Regions from separate parts of the Homo sapiens genome. Here all the other regions are linked to region 2. The links are chromatin contacts, found by Hi-C in ENCODE. All regions are on one chromosome and are shown on one strand. Each heading gives the region's core, a stretch centred on a gene start or an enhancer-like site at or near the end of the contact. The rest is flanking DNA. Distances are from core to core; before and after follow the strand shown. Region 1 holds the start of CLASP1 (cytoplasmic linker associated protein 1). Region 2 holds the start of CCDC93 (CCC complex scaffolding subunit CCDC93). Region 3 holds the start of TSN (translin).

What was found. Hi-C counts contacts between places; a loop is a spot of excess contacts on that map. Pooled maps may share reads with other maps.
Region 1: a loop to region 2 is called in a map of CD8-positive, alpha-beta T cell, with 9 times the contacts of the local background. The contact joins the promoter of CLASP1 here to the promoter of CCDC93 in region 2. A Hi-C loop is called at or near these places in 3 of 168 maps with a recorded cell type or tissue (CD8-positive, alpha-beta T cell and naive thymus-derived CD4-positive, alpha-beta T cell) and 10 of 50 pooled maps.
Region 3: a pooled map shows a loop between it and region 2 (19-fold over the local background). The contact joins the promoter of TSN here to the promoter of CCDC93 in region 2. A Hi-C loop is called at or near these places in 9 of 50 pooled maps.

Annotation. Positions count from the first base shown.
Region 1 is chr2:121,647,583-121,651,625 of GRCh38, reverse strand. It overlaps CLASP1 (cytoplasmic linker associated protein 1), which reads left to right and starts at 2,164. Exons shown (of 41, transcript NM_001395891.1): 1 at 2,164-2,254. It overlaps NIFK-AS1 (NIFK antisense RNA 1), which reads right to left and starts at 1,972. Exons shown (of 4, transcript NR_037857.1): 1 at 1,245-1,972; 2 at 944-1,158. RefSeq lists enhancers at 1,654-1,923, 1,955-2,581, 2,582-3,210.
Region 2 is chr2:118,011,746-118,016,417 of GRCh38, reverse strand. It overlaps CCDC93 (CCC complex scaffolding subunit CCDC93), which reads left to right and starts at 2,348. Exons shown (of 24, transcript NM_019044.5): 1 at 2,348-2,464. The coding sequence starts at 2,423. It also overlaps the pseudogene RN7SL111P. RefSeq lists silencers at 2,141-2,340, 2,811-2,860.
Region 3 is chr2:121,753,994-121,758,211 of GRCh38, reverse strand. TSN (translin) reads right to left here and starts at 2,561. Exons shown (of 6, transcript NM_004622.3): 1 at 2,367-2,561; 2 at 879-972. The coding sequence starts at 2,432. RefSeq lists an enhancer at 2,507-2,696.

The DNA of each region.
Region 1 (4,043 bases), core at 915-3,414, 3.6 Mb before region 2:
AAAAGGATCTTGAAGAGTTATCTGTACACTCATGTTTGAAGCAGTATTATTCACAATAACCAAAAGGTGGAAATAACACAAGTGGTATATACACACAATGGAATATTATTTAGTCTTAAAAGGGAAGGAAATTCTGACACATGCTACAAGATGGATAAACCACAAGGAGATTATGCTATGTGAAATATGCCAGTCACAAAAATACAAATACTGTATGATACCACTTACACGGGGTACACAGTCAAATTCACAGAGACAGAACTAGAATGGAGGTTACCAAGGCTAGCTGGAAAATGGCGAATGAGAAATTGTTTAATGGGTTCGGGGTTTGTTTTGCAAGATGAAAAGAATTCTGGAGACTGGCCGCACGAGGTAAATATACTTAATACTAACGAATTATTCACTCAAAAATGGTTAAGATAATAAATTTTGTTGTGTAGATAAAAAAATTTAAAAATCGATTCCATCTTTCTCATCAAATCTTACTTTTTACTCTTTGTTTCTTTTTTTCCCATTTCAGTTAGATTGCTCTCTTCATTGTACTTCCAGTATGCCTCTTGAGCCTTTGCACCATGGTGTTTCTTCTCTGGAATGGTCTTTCATTATCACCCATCCATTTTCAAAAGGTTGCATGTGCTTTCGTTCCAAAGACATTAGTTTATAGATCCAACCAGGAGTCGCATCCTCCATGTCATCCCTACTCTTTCAAATCACATACCTCTACCTTTTCTGCACTACACAGAAGGGCCTACACACGGCTTTCATACTTTAGCTTAGCCTCTCCGACCATACCTCCTAAGACCCTGAGGATCAGGGGGCATTATCTCATAGTTCTCCCGCACTTCTCTCCCATCCCAACACATACACTAGCAAGGAGCTCCGCACACAAGCTCCTCCAGTAAAAACAACGCACTGGGCAGTGCATCTCAACACATCAAATTACCGGCGTGCATAGGAGCCTGATGCGGCAAATCTGTGGGTCCTTCGGGATCCTTGAAGGCAGCCCTATAATTTGCATTTTTCTACGCTCCAAAACACTTTCCGGGCCAGATGCGGTGGCTCACTCCTGCTGTCCCAGCACTTTCGAAGACCCAAGACGGCGGATCACTTGAGGTCAGGAGTTTGAGACAAGGCTGGGAAACATGGTGAAACCCATCTCTACAAAAAAATACAAAAAGTAGTTGGGGGGGGGTGGTGCACGCCTGTAATTCCAGCTACTCGGGAGGCTAAGGCAGGAGGATCACCTGAGCCTGGGAAGTCGAGGCTGCAGTGAGCCGTGATCGCGCCACTGCACTCCATCCGGCCTGGGCGACGGCGGTGAGACCCTGTCTCAAAAAAATAAAAGCCACCACTTTCCCACTTATTATCCCAGGGAAACGCACGCGACGGAGGAGCGAAGGAGCGTTTATTTGTGGAGGCGCTCAAGTAAGAAACCCTGCTCGCTGGCCGACTCAAGGGTCTCCAAAGCCTTCTCTGGGCTGTCTCCCCTCCCCAAAAGGCAAAGAACCGTTAACAAGTTTACTTCCGGCACAAGCGTCCGCGCCTGCTCGGAAAAGGGAGCGTGGACACACAGCTCTGTTACGGGAAGTCGCAGGGCACAATTTCCTTCATTGCAGTCGCCCTCTGGGCGGACGCCCTAACCCAGAAGTGAAAGACCGTTTCCTTCGAGTATCAGACCCCCGACCAAAGGAAGTTCCACTTGGACGACTTTTACCCAGGGTTTCCCGATTCCTCTTTAGCTCTTCCTATCACGCTCCCTGCTTGCTGGTGCATTGTTGCTGTGGCCACTTAGTTCCGACCTTCCTTGTCTAACTCGAGTTTTGTCGCAACTTTCCAAGGGGCCTAACCACAACCTTTTCCGTAAAAAAAAACAAAAACAAAACCTTTACCCTACGGGTCCCCATCAGGGTCAACTAACGTTCTCCGTGAGGGGCAAAGCTCCCGGGGACTTTACGCCAGCGAAGCCTAACACGGCCAGGCCAGCGCCTGCGCGGGGCGTTACCATAGAGAGGCAGCCGCCTCTCTGGTCTCGGTTTACGCTCTCTATGGTGTACCCGGGTTGGTGGCGGTAAGAAGAAAAAGGGTGACCGCACTGCGCAGGCGCCCTCGGCGTCTCTCTCGCTCTCTCGGTCTTTTTTTTTTTTTTCTTTTTTTTTTTTTTTAATCCCCGCACCAAGCGCTTAACCTCATTGGGGTGGAGGAGAAGGCGGCGGCTCTCTGGTCCGCAGCGGCAACAGTAACGAAAAACAGGGCTGTAAGTACCCGGTCAGGGGGCGGAGGGTCAGACCCGAGCCCTCTCGCGGCCCTGGCCCCTCCCGCGCAGTGGCGGGCGCCGGGTCTGGGTGGGGGCGATGTCCAGCGCTGTCATCGGCTCTTGGGTGCACTTTGGGGGGATGGGGCGGCCCTGAGGTGGGAGCCTGGCGAGGAGCGGGATGCGAGGGTTGTTTATCCAACCAGTAGGTCGCTGAGCCCAGGCTGCTTTGCAGAGGGAGGGGATCGGCCCTGGGGTCAGTCGGGCTTTGTGTGCCCCTCTCTGTTTCCCTTTTCCAGACCCCACCCGGGCCCCCTTCCTAACCCGAGTCTCCCCTGCCGGGTGGGAGAAGCCAGCGAGCCCGGGGCGCGTTTGAAAGGAAGGGAGGGGGCGAGGGAGAGAAACCCACAACAACTAGTCATTGGCGAGTGATGGGTGTGAAGAAAGATCCAGAGAGAAGGGGTGCCGGGAGGCGGGCGGCCCGGGCTCCCGTCCTGGGCTCCCAACCGGGCCAGACAAAAGCTGCGCGAGCGGCGCCGAGCGGAGCGGCCGGCTTGATGGGATGCACAAGGTCCCCTTGGTTCCCGGGGCCTTCGAAGAGCTTCTTTCTGAAGCTGGGAAAGCGAACAAGTGCTGAGTTAAGCCTGTGCAGACTTCTCAACTTGCCTTTGTTGTTCTTTGGTATTGGCAGAGACGCTCTGACGAAGATGAGTGTGTGATCTTGCACGTTAGCCTGGCTAGGTACAATGGAGCTAATCGAATTTTGCTTTCCGTTTTCCGAGCTGCTGGGATGAGTATGGGGCTTTCCAGAGTTTAAATTATTACATAATATTTTTAAAATAGTTGTTTGCTTCTAAAATTAAAAAAAATTAATGTGGAGTCTGAAAGCACGCTGTGGTGAGTTTGCAGCTGAGTTTGCAGCTGGGTGAGTTTCTGTGTAGTGGGGTGCGTTCATTAAATACTGACCATTCGTAGAACCTGTGAGCTCTTTAAACATGATACTTTCATTTGTAGATGTGGCAATGAGAGCTTCAGATTCTCTAGTCCTTTGGGAGACCGTGATGCAGAAGAGTCAGAAGCGAGAAATAGTTTCATGCCGCCATGTACCTTGGACCCTATTTGGGTGCCACAGTCCGTTTTCAATTCTGGCATTAGAAATTGTTTTTATTACTACGATTATTTACGACGGTAACTGACCTCTCGATATGAGGGATCCTGGATATTGGCTCCGTTTGCTCATCAAGGGATTGGGAGAATAGCAACATTGATGTTGCGACCATATAGATAAAAAGTAGCACAGTGCCTCAGAGTATTGAATATTATTTATTTTTTACATTTGTTAAGAAATTTAAATTTTGATGATCTGGTTATCTTGTTAAATTGTGTAATACACCTTTTTAGCAGTTGTTACTGAAATCTCAGTTTCTATAATTCATTGTTTATTATGGGCTACCTTGTAACACCATTTTAGACTTCTAAAGTTTTAGTTTTTATGAAGGAGTTTTCAGCCATAGCTTTTAATTCTCCCAGGTAAGGTTAACCAAAGTCAGGACTCCTTAGAGGAGACTTTGTTGGTGGTGGAGGTGTCAAATATTGTATCTCTGTGTTACAACTGAATTGGCAAATACAGAAAAGGCTTTTGCTAAGTTTTCACCATAAATTTGTGTTAGAACGGAAAACCCAGATCTCCTAGTATGTCAGGCTTTTGAATTAACCCACAGATTCCACTTTATTTATGTAAAAGAGGTAAACTTTTTTTTTAATTGATAGCAAGTAAAACTCTGAAGCCTGG
Region 2 (4,672 bases), core at 1,099-3,598:
GTTGCTGGGACATAAGCAGGTGCCACCTAGCCCTGTTCAAACTTTCTTGACGATATTATGGCTGTTTTGCTGAGATTTTTTTTTTTAAGCATGCCCCATGCCCCTCAACTCTGTTACTGTCACTCTACACCTGTTGTAACATAGGACAGTTTCTTTTTTTTTTTTTAGACAGAGTTTCACTCTTGTTGCCCAGGCTGGAGTGCAGTGGCACAATCTCAGCTCACCGCAACCTCCGCCTTCCCAGTTCAAGTGATTCTCCTGCCTCAGCCTACCAAGTAGCTGGGATTACAGGCATGCGCTGCCACGCCCGGCTAATTTTGTATTTTTAGTAGAGACGGCATTTCTCCATGTTGGTCAGGCTGGTCTCGAACTCCCAATCTCAGGTGATCCACCCGCCTCGGCCTCTCAAAGTGCTGGGATTACAGACATGAGCCACCGCGCTCGGGAAGGACAGTTTCTTACTGAGGAAGTTAGCTACTCATGCTTATTTAAAACATTGCAAAAGCATTATAACAGGGAACTCAGGGTGTGGCCTGAGTCCTGTTATTCTCCAGGCTGCTATTATATACAGCTGTTTAGGCTTGCCTGCTATGTGAGATCTTACTACCTGTTCCTAGGCATCAGTACCTGTCTGGTCACTCAACAGTGGCCACAAATTATTATCACTCTCCATTCCCCATCAACCTATACCATTTCAGTGAATGACAGTTTTAAAACTACAAAAACAACACATTTGGGAAGTTATGAGAGTAGAAATTGAAGTTTATTGGCTTCACAAAGGATAAGAGCAAGATATACCACACAGGAGGGTTCCCATCTCAATACCTTAACTTGCATATTCAGATTATTCAAATTATTGGGGACCAGGGTTTGGGGATCGTGCACAGCTTTGAGTAATATTTGCTAGTTATATTTAAGAACAAAATGGCATCCTTAGGGCAGTTCCAACTATTTGTGAGCTCTGGCTCCAGACAAACCTCTGTCTGTCAGGATGAACTCCAGGAGGAGTACAAAAGGTGCAAAAATAAAATAAAATAGAAAACATCATATATATATACACGTATATATATACACACATATATACACGTATATATATATACACACATATATATATATACACGTATATATATATAGTTTTTAGACAGGGTCTTGCTCTGTCACCCAAGCAGGAGTGCAGTGGTGTTATCATAGCTCACTGCAACCTCAACCTTCCTGGCTCAAGCAATTCTCCCACCTCAGCCTACCGGCTAGCTGGGACCACTGGCACCGGGCTAATTTTCTTATTTTTTGTAGAGATGGAGGTCTCACTATGTTGCCCAGGTTGGTCTCCAACTCCTAGGTTCAAGTGATACTCCCGCCTCGACCCCCAAAGTGCTGGGATTACAGGCATGTGCCACCGCGCCTGCCTACTCTTTTAAAGACGCTAGGGATGCAAAGAAGAGACGAAAGCAAACACGAAACCTTTTTGATCTCAAGGAACTAAAGGTCTGAGTCTGACACTTCCCATCCCACACACATATACAGAGGGAAGGATCTCTTCTCCAGCAAAAGTTTTCACGAAAGTCATCTCTTTCCTCATTGCTTAAAAGAAACAAAAAGCCAAGAAGCCGTTATGGAGCGGGTGTGGGGGCCTGTGACCTTTTGTCTAGTTGCCATCCTCCGGGACCAACAAGGGGTACATCAAATAAGGGACGCGGCGGCTCAAATGACATGAACATAGGAGTCCGCATTCTCTGAGATGTCATTCCTCCAGGAAGACCCAGGAACCGTGAATAGGGCGGGGTGGTGGGCAATATCTGAAGCGAGGTTTCCTGGGAACGCGATGCCACTGGCCAGGACGCTGGAGAGGGCAGCGGGCTTGAAGAATCCCTTCTCAAGGGGTCCGTTCCTGGGTCGTATATGGAGAAGTCTGTCCAAGCGTGTGTCTGTAAGGTCTAGAGCCGGGCGTGCATTCAGAATCCTCAAGCTCATCTGTACTTGGACTCTGACCCTGAAGCGAGGCGGTTTCCGAAGTCTGATTCACCGAGGGGACAGGACCTATTTGGGGCATCCGATGGCAGCGAGAAGAGAAGGGAGCCGAAATGCAAAATATTCTCAAGATGCAGGAGGAACCCCTCTCAAAGAGCGCCACGGAGAAAACTTCAGAGTACGGGCGCGATGATCCAGCACAACGCCAGGACCTGCAGCCCAGCCCACCTCTCCCCGGGCTGCTGTGGCGCAGGCGCAGTGGCGCCGCGCTCCGGCCCCAGCGCGCATGCTCTGCCCGGCTGCGGCGCTTCGGGCAGGCGGCGGCGGCGGCGGCGGCGGCGGCAGAGGGAGTTTCCGCTTTGTACTCCACCCCGGTAGCAGCTCCGCGGCAGGGACAGCTTCCTCCGGACGCTTGGCGGGCTTCGCTCTCGCCTTACGACAGCCCGGTCGGATCATGGGGTTGCCCAGGGGGCCGGAGGGCCAGGGTCTCCCGGAGGTAAGAACGCCTCCTCCTTCCCTGACACGTCGGGGTTCCTGAAGAGAGGGCCGAGCCGCGGGGCGGCGGGCTGAGCGGGCCCTGGGTGCGTTAGGGGCGCCCCGCCCCCTTCCTCAGGCGTATCCACCTCAGGGAAGCGCCGACCCTCTTCTTGGAGGCGGGGAGCAGGTACCCCTGCATGGGCAGGGGGCGGCGGGCGGGTGAGGACAAACTTAAGCCGCTCCCGGGTCTCTTGGGGCGCAGGTGGCCTTCCTAGCCCGACACCTGCTCTGACGCAGCCCCACGCGCCGCGGGGTCCTGGGCTCCCACCTTTCTCCCTGTCCGGGACGGGCTCCCCCACCCCGCGCCGCAGGGCTAGCCCCGAGGGCCGAGGCTGCTGGGCGCTGGAGTCACGAGACCGCTCTCCGAGGCGGTTCGGGCTCGGGTGGTGACCTTGGGACGTCTACCGCCACCCCGCAGAGTCCCGGCGGCCCGCCCCACCCGCCTTGCTGTCGGGAGGGAATGCCACCCTCCTTGCGTGGACCCGGGCCGGGGCGGCGGGAGGAAGTTTGGGAGACTTGCGCGCACCAGGGAGGTGTCCCGCTGGGTCAGCGCGCCGGGGCGTTCGGGGTGGGACGCACTCCAGGGGTGCTGTGTGGCGGGGGACCCGGCTCTGGGCGGAAAGGCTGCGGCTTCTCCAGAAGAGGGCGGGGTTCTTTTCCAAAGGTGTTTGTTAAGTACTCACTTAGTGCTAGGGAGGGGGTCATGAGTGGTTTGCGGATTTCCACGTTTGCTGGGAATACAGGGAAAGTGTATTCATTTTCTTTTGGCTGCAAATACCACTTAGCATCTCATAGGTAGTTTGCATCTGTCGTCCCTTTCAGTTGATTTTACTCAAAGGCTAGTCTAGTTTACTGGATTCTGGAGAGAAATGGAAGCCACGCCGCACCTCTGCCTTTTTCCTAAGGTTCTGGAGCAGGCATTGGGCAGGGTGACTGCTTGCTTGACGTGGTGAGTCGTCCCTTCACACTTACCTGCCAGTGACCAATGTTACTCCTCTGCATTCCTCCCAAATCCTCAGTTCTTTCATATCACAAGTATCCACTAATTGAGGGATCACTGTGTTCTGTGTCCAGAAGCTGGGAATATATATAGTCTGAAAGGACAGATTTGTTTGTCAGTGTGTGCTCCCCGAATGCAAGTCCATTTTGTTGTCTTAAGAAAACCTGACAAGCATAATGTTGTCAGAACCCCTGTATTAGGTAAAATCTTACATGCACGTTGCCTGGGATGGGACCCAGGATAGTGAACAATAGGATTTGTACTGTGACATTTGAAGTTTTCTTTTTTGCCACTTCTGTATTCTAGGCTCTCATCAAGTTTTTGCCTGGCCTTTTGCTGTAGACTTCTGTCTGGTCTCCCACGTTCTACTTTAAATCCGTCCAACCCAATATTCCACAGTACTATCAGTGGAGGTCTTTCTGGGGGGAAAATAAATAAATTAATTAATGAAGAGCAACCTGCTGCTGTATGTCCTTCGTTTAAACTTTCACTGACTGCTAAGAGGCCACACTCACCAGGTCAAGCAATAACTTATCATCATTTAGTTCAGAAGCTAGTAAATATAAATATGGATAGTCTGTGTTATTAGGATGTCACTAGACCAGTTAATTCATTAAATTCATTCTTTTTTTTTTTTTTGAGACAGAGTCTCACTCTGTCACCGAGGCTGGAGTGCAATGGCGTGAGCTCGGTTCATTGCAACCTCTGCCTCCCAGGTTCAAGCAATTCTTATGCCTCAGGCTTCCCAGTAGCTGGGATTGCAGATGTGAGCCACTGCCCTGCCCGAATTCATTCTTTTTAACCCTTTACAAAGATAGCTAGACTTGGCCTGCCTTCCAGCTTACAACAACTATAGTGGACGGAAATTGAAAGTTTATTGGGCTTTGTGTAAGAGCTCATTGTTGTTTGTCTTTGTCAGAAATTTAGCTTCAACAACTGGATGTATTAACCAGCCTGGTGGATTTTTATTGCTTCAAGAGAGGGTCTTTCATTCCCAGCAGATCAGACAGTGGCCCTTTTCCATTTGATTTCAGTGTTAATCTGCTAAGTGAATTTGGAGTCATACATTCCCATTTAGTGTCTTGTGCCAAAATTACTTCACAAGTTATATTGCAAAAGTAAACTTCTCCATGCTAGGGGTGAGTGGATGGAAGCCTGGGCCCTGCA
Region 3 (4,218 bases), core at 1,312-3,811, 3.7 Mb before region 2:
ATACCTTACAATGAAGGTTCCATGTCTAAACTTGACATATTTTATTTTCATTCAAGAGGCTGATTATAAACACATTAATTTGAGAACATTTTATACTGTTAATCTCATATTAAAAGGTATTCAATCACTGAAAGGCTGGATTCAAATACACACAGGTGCATATACACACATACACACATACACACACACACACACAAAGGGCCAAATAAAAGTCACTAGATAACACAAAAGAGTTACAAACCCTTGGGCCAGGTGCAGTGGCTCACGCCTGTAATCCCAGCACTTTGAGAGGCCCAGCCAGGCGGATCATCTGAGGTCAGGAGTGCAAGACCAGCCTGGCCAACAAAGTGAAACCCCATCTCTAATAAAAATACCAAAAAAAAAAAAAGTAGCTGGGCGTGATGGCGGGCACCTGTAACACCAGCTACTCAGGAGGCTGAGGCAGGAGAATTGCTTGAACCCAGGAGGCGGAGGTTGCAGTGAGCTGAGATGGCACCACTGCACTCCAGCCTGGGCAACAAGAGTGAAACTCCGTCTCAGAAAAAAAAAAAATTAAAAAAATAATAATAAACCCTTTTCCCGCTTACCCTGAGAATACTGTGCTGGCAGAGAGCTGCACTTTTTTTTTCTAAACAGGAAATGGGTTAAGCAATTGTAATTATCATCAGTAGAATGCCCTCGCAATAGAAAACATCTCTGTTTAAACCATACTGTGTGGAAGTGGAAGAAAAATCAACCAAAATTATCAAATCACCTACTTCTTCAATTTTTACTCACCATAAAGCATGATAGCCATTTTTCATTATAAAATGTCTTCTGGATAGAAACTCTCCCTCTAAATAAGAGACTGATAATTGGATACAAAACAAAGAACTTACTGTCCTGAAACCCAGCACCCTGATGGACCCCTTGCAGTAGAGTTAAAATCTCTCGAGCTGTTTGTTCTAAACTCTGTACAACTTTTCTGATTTCCTAGAGAGAATTAAAAATAAAAATCAGATACTCAACAGAATCATTGTCATACACTCACACAAAACACATTAGATAGCTTATGTGATCTATCATAACCAAGTTTGAATCCTGACTTTTCCACTTATTTCCTCTGTAAGACTTCAAAAAGTCACTAAAAAGCCTTAGATTCCTCAGATACCCTTTAAAGAATAATAGCCACCCATTAAACCCAAGTATTCAATTGGGACATTATAATGGATGACGTGTGTGAACGCAACTTGCAAAATGAAGAGTTAAATGCAACACAAGAGTCGGGTATTTCTAATTCTTTTTTCTTTTTTTTTTTTTTTTTGAGACGGAGTCTCGCTCTGTCACCCAGGCTGGAGTGCAGTGGCGCGATCTCAGCTCACCGCAACCTCCGCCTCCCGGGTTCACGCCATTCTCCTGCTTCAGCCTCCCGAGTAGCTGGGATTACAGGTGTGCGCAACCATGCCCAGTTAATGTTCTTTTATATTTTTAGTAGAGACAGGGTTTCCCCATGTTGGCCAGGCTGGTCTCAAACTCCTTACCTCAGGTGATCTGGCCGCCTCGGCCTCCCAAAATGCTGGAATTACAGGCATGAGGCGCCGCTCCCCGCCTCTAATTCATTTTTAAAATATTCACTGAGCATACTTATGTGCGAGGCACTGTGTAAATACCGGGGAACCAAGCACACAATCCCTTCCCTCTGGCGGTTTAACATACAATGAGGGAGAAGATTTTTTTAAAATAATCAATATTACACACATTAAAAAAAGTTAATGTGCTACTAGAAAACATAACAGGAAATAGATCGCTTAGACTGTGACGCCAATGAGATAAATACGAGACAATCAGGAAAAGAACGGGAAAGAAGCAAATTCCAGGAAAAGCAAACAGGCAGGAAGCTATTTGGGGCACTAGAAGAGGTAAAGTGAACATCATACACAAAGACAGAGAGCATAAACGAGATTGAAGAGAAACCATGTGAGCCACAGTAGAGTCTGATTTTTTATCCTGTGTGGCATAGGAAATCACAGGAGAGTTTTAAGCAGATCACATGTGCTTTTAAGACACCAACAAAAATACACGAAACGCTCATTCGCTGAAGACCAGGTGCTAATCGAGCCTTCGATATAAACAAGTGCTGAAAAGAAGGAAAACTGACACAAACGAGGCAAGTGATGCTGAGAAGCTGAGACTCGAACACGGGGAATCAGGACAGAGCAGCAAAATTTTGGGCGGGGGCGGGGAGTGCCTAACCTAAAGCTAGAGGGGAAGCAACCCACCCTCGGAGGCGTCCCCACCGCCCGAGACTGAGCGACAGAGGAGGGCCGGGCGAAGTGGCCCAACTAGGCATGGAAAGGCAAAGGGAATGGGGAAGGGAGGGGGCTCGCCTCTCGGATGTCCTGCTCGGCAGCCAAAAAGCCCTGCAGCTCCACGAAGATCTCGCTCACAGACATGGCGCCGGCTGCACAACAATCAGCCAGTGTAGCAAGGGCGGCCAAGGAAGTGGACGCCGCAGGCAACCAGCGCAATCAATCGCAACGGCCGCCGCTACCGCCGCGTCCCCCCGGTCTTACGCCACGACCGTCGCTAGGGTCCTCCGAGGCTCGCGGCGCGCCGGAGGACGGGCTGTCCGCCGCGCTGCCTGAGGCGCCGTCCGCTGCGTTCGGAACCGAGGCGCGCGTCCAAAGGGCAGAGGAGAGGGAGAGTGGGCGGGGCCTCAGTCTGAGGCCTTCAGACAGGCATCGCCAGAAACAACCTGCGAAGGCGGCCCTCGGAGCACGTGGGCCTGAGGGAGGGCGGGGACGGGCGTGTAGGTGGTGCGGGCAAGTGGGGCTGGTTAGCTTATATGTGTGTATTTATTTCATACACAACAACAGTTGGAGGGAAATATTTGACAACGAAAGAGTATGCACAAAAAACAGGTGCAGAAGAATGTAGAGAGAGTTCAGCCTTCGTGAGAGAGTAGGGGGCCAGTGCATTTCCAAAAAAAAGGAAAATAAAAGTAACGTATGTAGGACTGTGAGTAGGGAATGGATTGGGAGCGAAAATTTTCTGTGTAGATCTTTTAATGTCTTCTCTGTATGGCTGTATTACCTATTTTTAAATTAAACGGCTTTTTTAAGCGTGTGCGGTGGGATGTTTCTCTTTCCACTCACACCTTGTCCTAATTCCCCTTCCATGCCCTATAACGGTTTCCCCTTTCATGCCCTATAACGGTTTCCCCTTTGTTCTTGAAGAGTTATTTCATACACACATACTGTGTGTGTGTTCTTGAACAGTTATTCCATACACAAATACAGTGTGTGTGTGTGTTGCACTCGCCAGATGAATTGGAATGATTCTTATCAACTAAATGATAATTTATTGCTTGCTTTGTTTCTGACATTATTCTAAACTCTTTACATGAAGGATCATATTTAATTCTCATTATATGAGAATAATTTCATGTCCATGAAGAAGACAGTAAGACCACTAGCACCTACATTTTTAAAAAACTATCGGCCGGGCGCAGTGGCTCACACCTGTAATCCCAACACTTTGGGAGGCCAAGGCGGGCAGATCACAAAGTCAGGAGTTCGAGACCAGCCTGACCAACATGGTGAAACTCCGTCTCTACTAAAGATACAAAAACTAGCCGGGCGTGGTGGCGCGCGCCTGTAATCCCGGCAACTCGGGAGACTGAGGCAGAAGAATCGCTTGAACCCGGGAGGCACAGGTTGCAGTTAGCCGAGATCACACCACTGCACTATAGCCTGGGCAACAGACTCCGTCTCAAAAAAAATAAAAAACCCTTTCTTATCTCGTGTTTGTTCTCCCAAAACCCATTCGTCTGTCCTAAAGAATCCTATTTGTTCTCATACAAACTTTCGTCACCTCTCCGTTTTACCTAGAGTTAGGCACACAAGCCACTAACTGGTTTTTTGTTTCTTTCTTTTCTTGTGTGGTTTTCGTTATTGTTGTTTTGTTCTGTTTCATTTTTTGGTCTCATTACGTTGCCCAGTCGGGTCTTGAACTCCTGGGCTCAAGAAATCCTCCTGCCTCAGCCTTTCAAAATGCTGGGATTACAGGTATCAACCACTGCGCCCAGACATAAACCTCTAACCATTTAGTAGGCTAGCTACTTATTTTGCTAGCTCCAGCATCCATGCAAATAAGCCTTTTTTGGGAGTGTCCTATAAAAAGTTTAATTAGACCCTATTAGTCGATGGTGTTGTTGAGTTCTTATATGCCCATGCTGAT